Regions from separate parts of the Homo sapiens genome. Here regions 2 and 3 are each linked to region 1. Evidence: chromatin contacts called from ENCODE Hi-C or POLR2A ChIA-PET data. All regions are on one chromosome and are shown on one strand. The core of a region is the stretch at or near the end of the contact, and the rest is flanking DNA. Distances in the headings are between cores, read along the strand shown. Region 1 overlaps OSER1-DT (OSER1 divergent transcript). Region 2 holds the start of R3HDML (R3H domain containing like). Region 3 overlaps LOC124904910 (a long non-coding RNA gene).

What was found. Hi-C counts contacts between places; a loop is a spot of excess contacts on that map. ChIA-PET counts read pairs that join two places held with the same protein, here RNA polymerase II (POLR2A). Pooled maps may share reads with other maps.
Region 2: POLR2A ChIA-PET joins it to region 1 with 12 read pairs in activated CD4-positive, alpha-beta T cell. The contact joins the promoter of R3HDML here to the enhancer-like site in region 1. A Hi-C loop is called at or near these places in 1 of 168 maps with a recorded cell type or tissue (endothelial cell of hepatic sinusoid) and 3 of 50 pooled maps. POLR2A ChIA-PET finds 5 or more read pairs at or near these places in 5 of 52 experiments (CD4-positive, alpha-beta T cell, HepG2, WTC11 and 2 more).
Region 3: a loop to region 1 is called in a map of CD8-positive, alpha-beta T cell, with 19 times the contacts of the local background. The contact joins two enhancer-like sites. A Hi-C loop is called at or near these places in 9 of 168 maps with a recorded cell type or tissue (CD4-positive, alpha-beta T cell, CD4-positive, alpha-beta memory T cell, CD8-positive, alpha-beta T cell and 3 more), 2 of 37 single-sample maps with no recorded cell type and 11 of 50 pooled maps. POLR2A ChIA-PET finds 5 or more read pairs at or near these places in 3 of 52 experiments (PC-3, Panc1 and naive thymus-derived CD4-positive, alpha-beta T cell).

The regions. Positions count from the first base shown.
Region 1 is chr20:44,215,396-44,220,255 of GRCh38, reverse strand. All of the region lies in intron 2 of OSER1-DT (OSER1 divergent transcript), which reads right to left. Among named protein-coding and RNA genes, the nearest start is that of OSER1-DT, 6.9 kb to the right of the region's middle. Within about 2 kb of position 2,320, at least 6 of the 41 ENCODE cell types and tissues checked have a DNase peak (open chromatin) inside an H3K27ac peak, as active enhancers do; they include CD4-positive, alpha-beta T cell, where a contact is called at or near this core.
Region 2 is chr20:44,335,041-44,339,900 of GRCh38, reverse strand. R3HDML (R3H domain containing like) reads right to left here and starts at 2,858. Exons shown (of 5, transcript NM_178491.4): 1 at 2,483-2,858. The coding sequence starts at 2,743. RefSeq lists an enhancer at 3,187-4,176.
Region 3 is chr20:44,285,498-44,290,357 of GRCh38, reverse strand. LOC124904910 (a long non-coding RNA gene) reads left to right here. Exons shown (of 2, transcript XR_007067597.1): 2 at 914-2,632. Among named protein-coding and RNA genes, the nearest start is that of FITM2, 23 kb to the left of the region's middle. Within about 2 kb of position 2,914, at least 2 of the 41 ENCODE cell types and tissues checked have a DNase peak (open chromatin) inside an H3K27ac peak, as active enhancers do.

The DNA of each region.
Region 1 (4,860 bases), core at 1,071-3,570:
CAGCCTGGGCGACAGAGCGAGACGCCATCTCAAAAAAAAAAAAAGAAAAGAAAAAGAAAAAATACAAAGGAAGTTACAGTTTTTGCCCCTGTGAGTAGGAGTGGGTCAAATATGACCCTGCCATGAAAGCCAATCAGTTTCTTTCCTGGGAATTTGAATCTTGTACGGAGAGATGTATCAGGAACAAAGATGTGTGGAACTGAATCGCCTGAGGCAATGCTCAGAGATTCCTGGCACCTGGGAAGGGCTCGGTCTGGCTCCCAGGCTGATAAGGCCTAGCTGTTTAGCTTTTCCTTTTGTTGAGTGAGCTTTCTGACATTCTTCTAGTGGATTCCTTTTTCACTCGAGCAAGTCAGATTTGTTTTCCATATTCTCCAACCCGGCATCATCCTGGAAGTGAATGTGAGATGAGAAGACAGCCAAGGCATGGCCCCTGAGGGTCAGCAGACCGGCAAGAAAAGAGGAGCCTGCAGAGGAGATAGAAAAGGTGAGGCTGAGAGGGTGCCCCTGTGAGCAGTGGCCACAGGGACTGAAAGGAGAGCGAGTGGAGGAGGCGGCTGTGTTCAGCGTCAGGCAGGGCTCAAAACTCAAGCAACATGAGAATGAGACTAGGGCCACTGTATTCAGCAACAAGGAGGTTATCCATGACCTTGGCAAGGAACGTTTTGGTGAGATAGAAGTCTGGTTGCAGTAGATTGAAGAAAGGGTGGTGAGACAGAGACACAGAGACACACACACACACACACACACACACACACAGAGAGAGAAGGGGGGTGGGTGGAGAGGGGAAGAAGTACAGCCACTGAGAGAGAGAGAGAGACAGAGAGAGACCGACCCAGAGAGAGAGAGAAGGGGGGTGGGTGGAGAGGGGAAGAAGTAGAGCCACTGGCTAAGGCTCCAACAGGGAGAAAAGGACAGGAGCTCTGTGGGGAACCTGGGTAGAAGGGGGCTTTGTGGGTTTGGGGTTTGCTTTTTTTGTTTTTGGTTTTACTATGACAGAAGACATGATGTGTGTTTGCATATACAGAAGAAAGTGAGTTTCCTGAGAAGGGAGGAGAGCTGGGATTGGTTTTAGCTAGGAGGAGGGAAAGGAGAAAGGATGGCTATAGAGACAGGCAAAGATAAGGGATGGAGAGCAAGATTTCATATCTATTGGTTTCTGAAAACACAGATATACTTTTCTGGTGAAAACTTCTCTTCTCCCCCTCAGGCAGAGTTAGATGCTCATGAATACATAAGCTGAAAATGAAATACTTTGAAAAATGATAGCTAGCTGAGTGTCAACACTTGAGGGGCAAGATTGGTTTTGAGCATATGGAGGGTAAAGAAAGAATTCTTGAGAGTTAGGCTGAGCCAGGAAACTGCAATACACTTTCCTGAACTGTGTTCAAATGTGGAGTAAGCTGAAGACTCTCACCAAGACACAGCTCAGTTCAAACTGAAAAACCAAACCCACCTATTCTTTAATTGGGCAGATATAATAATTTATGAATTCCTAAAGGCTTAGCTCAGCAGCTTTAGAGCAGGAACTCTAAACTTTGTTTTGTTTTGCACAGGTTATACACTGACATGATTCAAAAATCAGAACACAAGGTATACACTCAGAAGCCCGGCCCCTCCTGCTGGCCCCCAACCACTTCCTGAAACACTTCTTAGTTACTTGTCTAGCTTATCAGTTTTTCTTTATGAAGATAGAAGCAATACAAACATATATTCTTAGCTGTACGTCGTGCTTTTTTTCACCTATATCTTAGAGATCTTTCCTCAGCGCACACACAGCTTCCTCAAACTTTTTCCCAGTTATATAGTATTTTGCTTTGTGGATGCACCAGTCCTGTACATACACTTCAGTTGTTTCTGATCTTTTGCTATTGCAGCCAATGTTGCAATGGATCATCTTTTACATAAATTATTACATATAGGTACAAATGTCATCTACAGGGTAGACTCTTAGACTTGTAATTTTGGTAGATATTGCCCAAATCAACAGGGCTGTCAATTTCACAATCCCACTGGTAATGTATTAAAAGTCCTGCTATTTATTCTCCCGACTCCCCCACCTCCAGCCCCATCCACAGGGCATGCTGTCAAGCTTTGGGATTTCTGCCAATCTGACAGGTTAAAAATGGTATCTCCGCATACTTTTTATAAGCACTTCTCTTTGAAGATTGAGATTGAGCATTTTTTCATAAGTTTAAGTGCTATTTGTATTTCTTTTGCTGTGAACCGTCTGCTCATGTCCTTTGCTCACTTTCTCTATTCGGCTGCTGCAGGAGAAGTCCTTAACCAGTGGTCTGTGGCTTTCTCGGAGGAAGGGAGGGAGGGCTGTCTTGTGACTCAGATAAGGTTAAGAATTGTAGGGAAAAAAACCGCTCACCCTAACCTGATACCTATTTTGTGGTATACATAGAGATGTTTAAGTTTTAAAAACTTTTAACTGAAGTTTAGTTATACGCACAGAAAAATGTACATATACCACATTATAGCACACACTCCTATAACCAACATCGGGTCAAAGAACAATATTACCAGCACCCCAAAAGCCCCTCTCAACACTCCCTTCCAATCCTTACCACATGGAGATTCTTTCTTCTGCAGCTTTATTTCTTGATTCTATTCTAAAGGCAAGTGATCCACAAATCCCGGGTCTTCCACAGTTTTGAAGCCACAGTGAAGGGCTTCACCAACGGTAAGGAAAGAGGCCCTGCAGTCCTAGGGCTCCCTCTGCTGGTGATCAGCAGCTACCAGGAAAAGCTGCCCCTCCCCTCCTGGAGCTCTGAGGATTGACTGGAGTCTTGGAAATCAAATTGGTGCAGGCTTAATGGGAATCGGCACACAGGCGCATGGCTGAGGCATCAGAGTCCTCCTTTACCTCCTTTACTCTCCATCCTGTTAACATTTCGGGAAAGCAACTATCAAAACAATAGACCACAGTAGCTTGGGGGCTATGAAGAGAATGACAAGAAAGAGCGGCGAATTCCCGCTTCCCAACCCTTGCCTATTCCCCATCCACAAAAACAGGAGGCTGTTGTGAAAGGTCCTGCTGCTTGAATCAACTGTCAAAGGCATCAACAGTCCCCAGTCATGTTTCCAGAAAGCCAGTAGACAACTGGAATTATTTGCTGAGATGACTGACTGACTGATGGACTCACTGGCTCCTGTGGTAGGTACAGCTCCTATTCTGGTGGACTGCATGCGAAGTCCCATGGGACAACGGGGTCGGGCCATTTAACACACACAGGGGAGCAGGAGTTGAGGGAGGGAAAGTCAACATAATAGGTTTTTCTTGCCCTCCAGAAATTTAGAATCTAGCAGGAGATACAAGAAATGTACGGGTAAAGGGCTGAAAATAAGTTCAGGAGGGACCTGAAGAAGCTCCAGGTGAAATGTTACTGTGGTCGTAGAGACAGGGAGGGGACCTGAGCTGACGAAGTGGACGGGTGGTAGACAGAGGAGCTGGAGGCTCTTCAGTTGTAGGGAGGGGCAAAAAACAGATGCCCAGAGAAGCCAACAGGCCCCCAGTGGACTCTCATGGTAGAAGAAAGTGGGGAGGATCACCACCATTGAGGCAGGTCCTTAGGGCTGTGGCTCCAGGAACTCCATTTTGTCAGGGTACCCAGAGCCAAACAAATTCTGCGGGATGGACTATCTGTTGACTGAAGATCTATAAGCCAGGTGCAGTGTATTCATTTGCAGAAAGGACTATGTCCTTCCCACAACTGGAATGCTTGTGTTTGCCTTCCAGGGCTCCCTTGTTTCTTTCCTCTGATTATCTCCCACCCTCTCCTTAAGGGTCCTGACCTTTCCTGTGGCTTCAATGGCCACCTGTATGCAGACTCCACAGTCTTTATTTCCAGTCCCCACCTCCCATGTGAGCTTCAGAACCATATATCTGCATGCCTGCTAGACACCTCCACGCGGCTGCCCCACGGATCTCTCAGGTTCACTCTGTCCAAACTGAACTAATTTAGAGATATATCAGCACAGAGAGGCAGTGACAGCACAGACTCTACCAAGCTGCCTAGGTTCAAATTCTAGCTCTGCCACTTGTTAGCTGTGTGACCTTGGTGAGTTACTTAACTTCTCTTTGCTTCAGTTTCCTCATCTGGAAGATGAGTGTGATAATGGTAATCTCATAGAATTGTGGTGAGAATTAAAATGAGTCTTCTGATGCATAGGAAGAGCTATGAAAGTATTAGCCCTCATAGGCTGGGCATGGTAGCTCATGCCTGCAGTCCCAGCACTTTGGGAGGCTGAGGCAGGCAGATCACTTGAGGCCAGGAGTCCGAGAGCAGCCTGGCCAACATGGCAAAACGCTGTCTCCACAAACAAACAAACAAACAAAAATTAGCCAGGCATGGTGGCACACGTGGGTGACTAAGGCAGGAGAATCACTTGAATTAGGGAAGCAGAGGTTGCAGTGAGCCAAGATTGCACCACTGCACCCCAGCCTGGGCAACAGAGCAAGACTCTGTCTCAAAAAAAAGAAAAGAAAAGGAAAGAAATAAAAGAAAGTATTAGCTGTTACTATGATTCTCCATTTAAATGTTCTTCCTCTGCTCACTGTCAGCTGGGTTCAACAGAGTTTAATTGAGATGGGCACCAATATCCATTCAGTTGCTCAAACTGGAAAGCAAAGTATCATTGTCAGCTTTCTCTCACTGCCCATCCTGTTCGTAGTCAATCTCTCCCCAAGGCCTGATCTACGCAACTTTCCAATCGGCTCACTTGTTCTCCATACTTAGGGCCACCTGCCCCTTCGATCACCATCATCTCAGGCCTGGATCACCATGCCGGCTCACGCTGAAACCAGTCATCTTTCTAAAATAAATTTGGTCATTTCTTTCCATAGCTCCTACA
Region 2 (4,860 bases), core at 1,609-4,108, 120 kb before region 1:
AGGCTGAGGCACGAGAATTGCTTGAACTCAGGAGGCAGAGGTTGTAGTGAGCCGAGATCGTGCCACTGCACTCCAGCTTGGGCAACAGAGGGAGATTCCGTGTCAACAACAACAAAAATAGATAACCAAGGAGGAACAGTAGAAAGTCTCATCTCTCTCCTATACTTCTCCCCCAACCCCACCACCCTGCACACCGTCCCAAGAGGCAGTCACCACTGCTTCTTGTGTCCTCTGTATACAGGTATATATTCTATACCTGTACAAGCAGCTCTCTATATATACACACACACACAGACACACACACACACACACACACACACATATATATAGGCAAATGGCAGCATATTCTATTCTGCACCTTGCTCTTTTGTCTTAGTGATTATTCCCCATCACTACATGGTGAATGCCCTCCTCATCCTCCTTAACAGTTTTGTAATTTTCCAATGTATGAATTCTCCAAGTTTTATAACCAGAAAATATGTCATTAAAATACTAGTTCCCTTCCATCTCTGACTTCCTGGGATTCTCTGAAATAGGATTTGTTCATTCATCAAATATCAAACAACATCTCTAGGCACTGAGGACTCAGGGTAGCAAGGCAACAAGGCCTTCAACAAGTCATTGATTATTACAGTCCTGGTCGGTGTGAGAGTGAGAAATGGGAGCCAAACTTTCTTGCGGCAGTGAGAGAAGGGCTGCTAGGGCAAAGGCTGTCGAGTTGGACAGCCTGTTCTGTGAGTAGAAGTCAGCTAGGGAGGGAGAAATGGGGCATCCAAAGAGGGGTCCAGGTATCTACCAGGGTTGTCTGGCCCAATATTTTTTTTTTTTTTTTTTTTTTAGATAGAGTTTCACTCTTGTCATCCAGGCTGGCTGGATCTCGGCTCACTGCAACCTCGGCCTCCCAGGTTCAAGCGATTCTCCTGCCTCCACCTCTCAAGTAGCTTGGGATTACAGGCGCTCATCACCACACCCAGCTAATTTTTGTATTTTTAGTACAGACTGGGTTTCACCATGTTGGCCAGGCTGGTCTGGAACTCCTGACCTCAGGTGATTCACCCACCTCGGCCTCCCAAAGTGCTGGGATTACTGGCGTGAGCCACTGCGCCCGGCTCTCTGGCTCAGTCTTTTAGGGAGAGCAGAGGAGTGCTTCCCTCATGCTACAAAGGGGTAAAGTGAGGGAAGGAGCAGGCTAAACATCAAACCTACATGTTCAGGCCCTCCCTGGAGTCCCTGGTGAGATATTGAACCCTCTCTGCTCCATGCCGCCTGCAATCATTAAACACCTGTTGGGGCAGGTGCCACACACGCACAACGGGTGCTCAATAAATGTGCCATTTGTTTGAAAAATGGAGGGCATTCTAGGTGCTAACGAATGAATGAACAAGTCAATGACTCCCCTGCACTCTAGCTGCCTGCCATCCCGGCTCTTATTCCCGCCCCTCCCAACACTGTATTGCCTCCTCACGTTATCTTATGTACATTAATATCTTGTTGTTCATGCTTGTTTTCTCTTATTCCCACTAAAATGTCACCTTCGTGAAGGAAGGGGCCTTGTCTATTCTGTTACCAGCAGTATCCACAAGGCTTAGCACGGTGCCTGGCTGCAAGTGTACTCCAAGTATAAGTCAATGGATACGATGAAAAAGTTAAGTTTTCAGGCTATCGAGTGGCATGTGTTGGTCTTTCAGGGGGCAGACTGGCAAACTCTTTCCCTAAAGACATCTCTGGGTGGGCTGGAAACCCATCCCTCTAGGCTGGTTTTGGACAGTGGCCCTGGGGGAGGAGCTGTAAGCAAAAGGTTGGTGCCCTCCTTTGACTTCTTGGGGGCTGGAGTGAGAGCCACCAGCCCTGCCTCTTTGAGGGGAGACATCCCAGCTTCCTCTGCTGGTCAGCTGTTGGTTTTCCTCAGCCTGAGATTCCCCAGTACCTGTCCCCACTGCTCCAAGCCTGCCTCCAGGGGCTTGTGGAGGATGCTGTGGGTGTGTCAGTCAAGACCTTAGGGTAAAGAGACAATAGCATAGAAAGCACCAGCCACGCACCCCATGCAGGTCCCCAGTGTGGGGAGCCAAAATTCTTGGGTAGGGGATTGTGATGGTTACAGTTGTGATGGTGCCAGGTGGCAGCAGGCAGACCTGGATTGAAATCCTGGCTGGGCAAATTAATTCTCTGAGTCTCAGTTTCTTCCTCTGGAAAATGGAGATGATACTCACGTGCAGTGCCTGGCGCACAGTGGTGCTCCTTACATAGTAGTCACATGCCTGACTCACTGGAACAGCTGTGCAACCTTCTTGGTTTCCTCATCTGTAAAATGGGCAGATTAACTCCTGCCCTTTCCACAGGTCGACACCCAGATACTGGCTAGTGGGGCCAGGCAGGCAAGTGGTCCAGCTCTTCAAAGCCAGTCATTCTAGGCCAAGATGAGTCCGGCTGCGTTTGCCGGAAGGGACACTGCGGGGGGTGGGGGGCAGGTACGGGGACTCACCATGTATTCCATGTTGGCGGCAGGTGGGTACACACTGGCCCGGATGTGGTTGTGATAATCCAGTAAGGCATTCATGTCTCTCACAGAGATGTGGCGCTTCCGGCGGTACCTGGGCACCTCCAGGCCACTCAGGAGCCGCATAGCCGTGCTCTCGGGCTGGGCCGGGGCTGGGGTAGCATTAGGCATTATCAAGGCGTTCACTGCCTGGCCAGCCCAGAAGAGCAGGCCTGCCAGGCCCACGGTGCTGGGCAGCAGGGGCATAGCTGGATGGAGGAGTCACAGGTCTGCCTTGTGCAATCAGAGCCGGCTGCCTGGAAGGGGCAGGCACGAGAGCACCAGACCCTGAGCGTTCTCCAACAGTGCCGACCCAGAGGATGCTGCCTCCTGGGAACTTGGCAAAGACCTCCAGATGCAGCTCTGGTCCAGATGCCCAGCACCCCTTCCTTTCCACCCCAGGGGACTGAGTGGGTTGGGCAAGGGGAAGAAATGCCCAGACAGTGGCTAATCCAGACATGGCCCTGGGGTGAGATGGTGCCACCACTTCAAAGCCAGTGCTCTGTCCCTCCAGCCCAGGAGACAGACAGCAGCCCTCTCCAGTCTAGACATCCTCTTCACCAATCCTGCTGGAGCGGGCTCAGTCAATGCCCTCGGAGGGCAGGGCCCACCTTACCCCAAGTCATATTGCAAGGTCCTTTTGTCCCTGCTTTGCTGCAATTTAGGAATTGAGAATGAGACACAGAGAAAACCCAATGGCAGAGAATGAAAGAGGCAGAGAAAAAAGAGAGACCAAAAAGGGGACAGAAAAAAAGAGTTACAGAGAAAAAAGAATGAGAAATAGAAAGGTAAAGAGATAAGAGAGAATGAGAGAGAGGCAACAATGTGGCTGGGGGAGGACAGAAATAGACAGAGAGAGGGGCACAAACAGAAGAAAGAGCGAAAAATCGACTTAGAGAAGAGACAGAGAAGCACGAGAGACCAGGCAGGAGGCTCCAACGGTGCGTACCCAGGACGGGCAGCCCAAGCGGTGGCAGGCGGCAGCCCAGGAGGCCGGGGACCTCTGCAGACACCCTGGCCCACCTGGCGGCGCAGCAACTTTAACGGTCCCCTGGTGCTGTTGGCATCTGACGTCCCTGGCCCCACAGCCCCCTCCCCTTCCAGCCAGGCCAGACTCCTGCAGGGAGGCTCCGCCTGCTGCTTGATGGGCTTTTCTCTCCCGCCCCTCTCTCTCTGCTTTCACCTGAAGCATGTAGGGCTGGGCTGGGCAAATGGTCAGGGTAGTGATGTGGCAACAGGGCAGGGATTCCAGGAAAAAATACTCATCCCCTATGGGAGATCCCAGACCCCGAGGCTTCTCTCTGCCTTCCACATCCTGACATATTAAGGCCACCTTGCATCTGGAGAGTATTTTCTGACTGTTTTCCCTATAACACCCTCCAGCCTTGGAGCAGACAGTTAATATGGCCCATCTAGTGAGCCCCTGCTATGTGCCAGGCCCAGGGCTGAGTGCTTTACACAAAAGCCCAGCCAACCTTCAGAAGCAGGTACTATAGCTCCCCATTTCATAGATGAGGAAACTGAGCCCCAGAGAGGAGAAAGAACAAGCCCAAAGTCAAGCCAGCCAGTCTGCAATCACGCCAGGATTTAAGTCCAGATCTGACCCCAGGCCTGGTTAGTATCTAAAAGGATGCCTTTTCCTTTTCCTTTCCTTTTTTTTTTCTTTCTGTTTTTTGTCTCACTTTGTCGCCCAGGCTGGAGTGCAGTGGCGCAATCTCGGCTCACTGCAACCTCGATTCTCCTGCCTCAGCCTCCTAAGTAGCTGGGGCTACAGGTGCACACCACCACACCTGGCTAATTTTTGTATTTTTTAGTAGGGATGGGGTTTCACCATATTGGACAGGCTGTCTTTCTTTTTTTTTCTTTTGAGACAGAGTCTCGCTCTGTCGTCCAGGCTGGAGTGCAGTGGCACAATCTCGGCTCACTGCAACCTCCACCTCCCAGGCTCAGGTGATCCTCCCATCTCAGCCTCCTGAATAGCTGGGGCCACGGGCACGCACCACCATACTTGGCTAATTTTTTTGTATCAGCCAAAGATGCCATTTTCTAACCAAACCAAATATAGATGCATAAGGAAAAAAGCCTAGGGTGATGTTCGTTATGATGCCACTCAAACACAGCCTATTCATTAGCAAATGAATTAAGCCCACAAATCTGGGTTCAAATTTCCCTTATCCCACCCCCTCACTAACTAGGTGTTGGGCACGTTACTCAACCATTGTGTGCCTCATCTGTAAAATGGGAGAAATAGCGGTGCCTACCTTGTAGCATTACTGCGAAGATGAAATGAGTGAACATTTGTGGAGCCTTAGTACAGTGGCTGG
Region 3 (4,860 bases), core at 1,665-4,164, 70 kb before region 1:
AAACAGACTCTGAGATGAGATTTACATTTAGAAGGTTTATTGGGAAGTGCTCTTGGAAACATCACCTGCAAGGGAGTGAGACAAGCAGGGAAGGGCAGAGAGAGAAGTTGAACTATGATGCAGTTGTTCCAGAACCTTAGCTGATCCTGTGGAGAGTTGTGGGTCTCGGATGGCCCTTCAGAGATGTCCTAAATTGAAGTAAGGAGGGTCAGACCTTTCTATCTCTGTACCTACCAGTCGCTGGATGTAAGCTACCCTTAGGGAACTGGAGTAACCTTGAATGAGACAGCTCCCTTCAGCTGAGGCAGTGCCCCAAGAGGGACTCAGCTGTGAGCCATTAACAGCCAATCCTCCCAGCCACTGGGGGAGCAAGGGTGGCAGTCCCAGTACCTATTACAACAACAATATAAATAACCCATGCAACTGTAATAATAACTGGAATAATAACATTCTATTGCAAATGTACAGCACTTGATTAATTTATAAAGTAATCTCACAATCATTATCTTAGTTCCTCAACATAATCTGCAGAGGTAAGTAGGGGGTGAATTTTTAACTTTGTATTTGAGGCGAGGGACCTGAAGTTCAGCAGGGTTAGTGTCCTGGGCGATGCCCGTTGACTCTGACCTCCACCCTTCCCCTCCACGTGCTCCTCTGTATCCCCAGGATGGGAAGCCTGCATTGTGCATTTCTCATCCTGCTTTCCTCTGGGCTCTGCTAGTGGAAGACACTGGTGGAGATTGGGAGGTGGAGGAAACGAGGACATTTTTAATTTTTTCTCTGATTCTAGAAATGGGCTCTGACAGTGGCAGTGGGTGACTGAAGGTGACTATAGATGATCCTGGGCTCTAACAACATGAAAAGCATTTTAGCAATCAGCAGGAGTGGGGGTTTCTGTTTTTTTTTTTTTCAGCAGCAGCAGTGAAGTAACATGAGCTTCAGTAGCGACAGCAGTGCCCCCAGTCATTCAGTAGCAATGGCAGGCTCATGGGCTCCATTCCATTATTCACATACAGTTTGGACCCCTGTGGGTAAAATCAGATGAATCTGCCAACCTTGAACCTCCAAATCAACCCAGGTCCTCTTTAACAGTGGAAGCAGCCCTCCTCCTCTTCTGAGAAGATCATTCTCTTGCTGGAAGACTCGTAATGACCTCATCCAAGACAGTTTCCTGCAAGGGGGTGCCTCACCTCAAGGCCAACTCCAGCACCCTTCACTGCTTCCAGACCCTTACACACCCCAGGAGAGCAAGTTCAAAGTCTGACCCAAAGAGAGTCTATGATACCAAAGAATAAAAATGTTTTGTTGATGTATGTTGACAGAGACCTGGGGGAGTATGTGTGGCAATGGAACATAAAGATGCCAGACCAAGAAGAACAAACCATATTAGGCTGGGTTAAATTTATGGATATTCATGCATTTTCTGGAGAGTCTAGATTTAATATGTTATCTCAGCATTTGCGAGTGACTCTAATGGTTTCCTGGATTGACTGACTGAAACCTGGACTTAGTGGTGGTCTACATTCATTGAAGTTGAGATGCTAGAATTTCCCTAAGATACTATTAAGGGAGGAATTCGAAGTTTTAAGGAAATAGAAATGTTGGGATGGATTTACTATGTACGGTTTTTTAAAATATCATGGGGTGACATCTTTCTTTTTTAATTTTAATTTTAATTTGTTTTGAGACAGGGTCTCACTATGTTGCGCAGGCTGATCTGAAACTCCTGGGCTCGATTGGTCCTCGCATCTCAGCCTCCCAAGTAGCTAGGATTACAGGTGCCCCACCACAGCCAGTTGTTATGTATGACTTGACCCTGACCCTATCACCTTAAATAACCCTATCATTTAAGTCCACCAGGGGGGCCCAGAGGACACTCCTTTCACTAAGTCACTGAGCAAGCACTGGCAGAGAAAGCACTAGTACCATTCAAAAGCCCTGGAGTACTTTCCTCTATAGCCTAGGTGTGACAGTGGGAAGTGCCACCACTGAAATGGGCTTCCTGGTTTTGATGAGGAGTGGCAGAGTCTAAGTGGCAGCACTTACTGCCAGAGATGAGTTGGGTGCAAACTCCATCATAGCAGCAGAGCCATAGCAACCACTGGAATATTTTGACCCACAGGGACTTTTACTGGAGGTGAATTCATCATATTGTCCCTAGAAATCAAACATTTGAGCAGTTTAAGTCTTACTTGCTCTGTATAGTCAGAAAAACTTTGGGTCCAGTGAGCAGAGACCTAACTTTAAGTGGAGACATGGTTTGGCTGTGTCCCCACCATAATCTCATTTTGAATTCCCACGTGTTGTGGGAGGGACCCAGTGGGAGCTAATTGAATCATGGAGGCAGTTCCTTCCCATGCTGTTCTTGTGATAGTAAGTCTTACAAGATTTGATGGCTTTGAAAAGCTGGAGTCTCCCTGCACAAGCTCTCTCTTTGCCTGCTGCCATCCATGTAAGACATGACTTGCTCCTCCTTGCCTTCCACCATGATTATGAGGTTTCTCCAGCCACGTGGAACTGTTAGTCCAATTAAATCTCTTTCCTTTGTAAATTGCCCAGTCTTGGCTATGTCTTTATCAGCAGTATGAAAACAGACTAATAAAGTGGTGAAACAGGCTCACCATGCACTGGCTACCAACTTGTCTGAGTCCGGTGGGACAGAACACTCATATTCACAAGTTACATGAAGCAGATTTATTACTTACAGATAGGAGCAAAGGACAACAGAAGCCTGGTCCCCCAAGCCTCAGGAATGCTGCCCAAGGTGGATAATGCCTTGACTGTGTATGCCTCACTTGCACTGCAGCAGTGGGACCCTGGAAGTAGCTTGGCTTGGGTTTTATGACCCAGGGCAATGTGATCACTGGGCTAAAGCACTGAAGGACATCCTGTTCGGGGCGGGCTTTGGGGGGATTGGAACAGAGCCCAGGAAGTTCTGGCTAGTCCCTTCCTATGTCAAGATATTACATTCCAGCACATTCTACTGTTGTTTTAGAGAATTGTAAACAAGAAAGTGGGGAGAACTGGATCAGTCCAAGGACACCCAGAGAACTGTCCTGCAGAAGTAATCTCTTACCCAGTTCAGTGCCCTGGGGCCCATGAAATGTAGGGAAGGCTAGATCTCCTTGAGAAAAGTTCCTGTGACTGTCACAAGTATAAACTATTTTCCTTTAAGCTCTTCAGAGGAGCCTAACACTTACCTGAGTGTATCCCAGAGAAAAGGAAGAAATTTCAAGAAAGAGGGAAATACCCAGAGCTTTCAAGGTATATTCTACACTGGCTCTGATTTGAAGCTATTCCCTGGGGACCCAAAATGCTACTATAATCACAAGCAGGGCTTATTTCCAAACTCATTCTATGAGGTCAGTATTACCCTGATACCAAAACCAGACAAAGACACATTAAAAAAAAAAAAGAAAGAAAACTACAGGTCAATATCCCTGATGAACATTGATGTAAAAATCCTCAACAAAATACTAGCAAAAAGAATCCAACAACACATTAAAAAGATCATTAATCATGACCAAGTGGGATTTATCCCAGGGATGCAAGGATGGTTCAGCATATGCAAATCAATCAGTGTGATACATTATATCAATAGAATGAAGGAGAAAAACCACATGATAATTTCAATTCATGCTGAAAAAGCATTTGAAAAATTCAACAACCCTTCATGATAAAAAAAACTCAAAAAACAGGATAGAAGGAACATATCTCAAGACAATAAAAGCCATGTATGGCAGACGCACAGCCAGTATCATACTGAATGGGGAAAAACTGAAAGCCTTTCTTTTAAGATCTAGAAGAAGACAAGGGTGCCCACTTTCACCACTGTTATACAACATAGTACTGGAAGTCCTAGCTAGAGCAGTTAGACAAAAGAGAGACGTAATGAGCATCCAAATTGGAAAGGAAGAAGTCAAATTATCCTTGTTTGCAGATAATATGACCTTATATTTGGAAAAAACAAAAGACTTCACCAAAAATCTCTTAGAACTGATAAATTTAGAACTGATAAGTTGCAGGATGCAAAATCAATGTACAAAAATCAGTGGCATTTCTGTATGCCAACAGCAAACAATCTGCAAAAGAAATCAAGAAAATAATCTCATTTACAATAGCTACAAGTAAAATAAAAACCTAAAAATTAATTTAACCAAAGAAGTGAAAGATCTCTATAATGAAAACTACAAAACATTGATGTAAGAAGTTGAAGAGGACATACCAAAAAAAGGGAAAGATACTCCATGTTCATGGATTGGAAGAATTAATACTGTTTAAATGTCCATACTACCCAAAGCAATCTACAGATTCAGTGCAATCCCTATCAAAATACCAATTACATTCTTCACAGAAATATAAAAAATAATCCTAAAATTTATATAGAACCATGAAAGATCCAGAATAGCCAAAGCTAAAGAATAAAACTGGAGAAATCACATTACCTGGCTTCAAATTATACTGTAACCAAAACAGCATAGTACTGGCATAAAAACAGACAGATAGACCAATGGGAAAGAATAGAGAACCCAGAATTAAATCAGTATGTCTACACTGAACTAATTTTCAACAAGGGTGTCAACACTAAAAGGCTGCGCATGGTGGCTCACGCCTGTAATCCCAAAATTTGGGGGAGCCAAGGCAGGAGGATTGCTTGAGTGTAGGAGTTTGAAACCAGCTGGGGCAACATAGTGAGACTTTGTCTCTACAAACAAAATTTTAAAACAAAAATACTAAAGAGGCCAGGCACAGTGGCTCATGCCTGTAATCCTAGCACTTTGGGAGGATGAGGTGGGGAGATCACTTGAGGTCAGAAGTTCGAGACCAGCCTGGCCAAAGTGGTGAAACCCGTCTCTACTG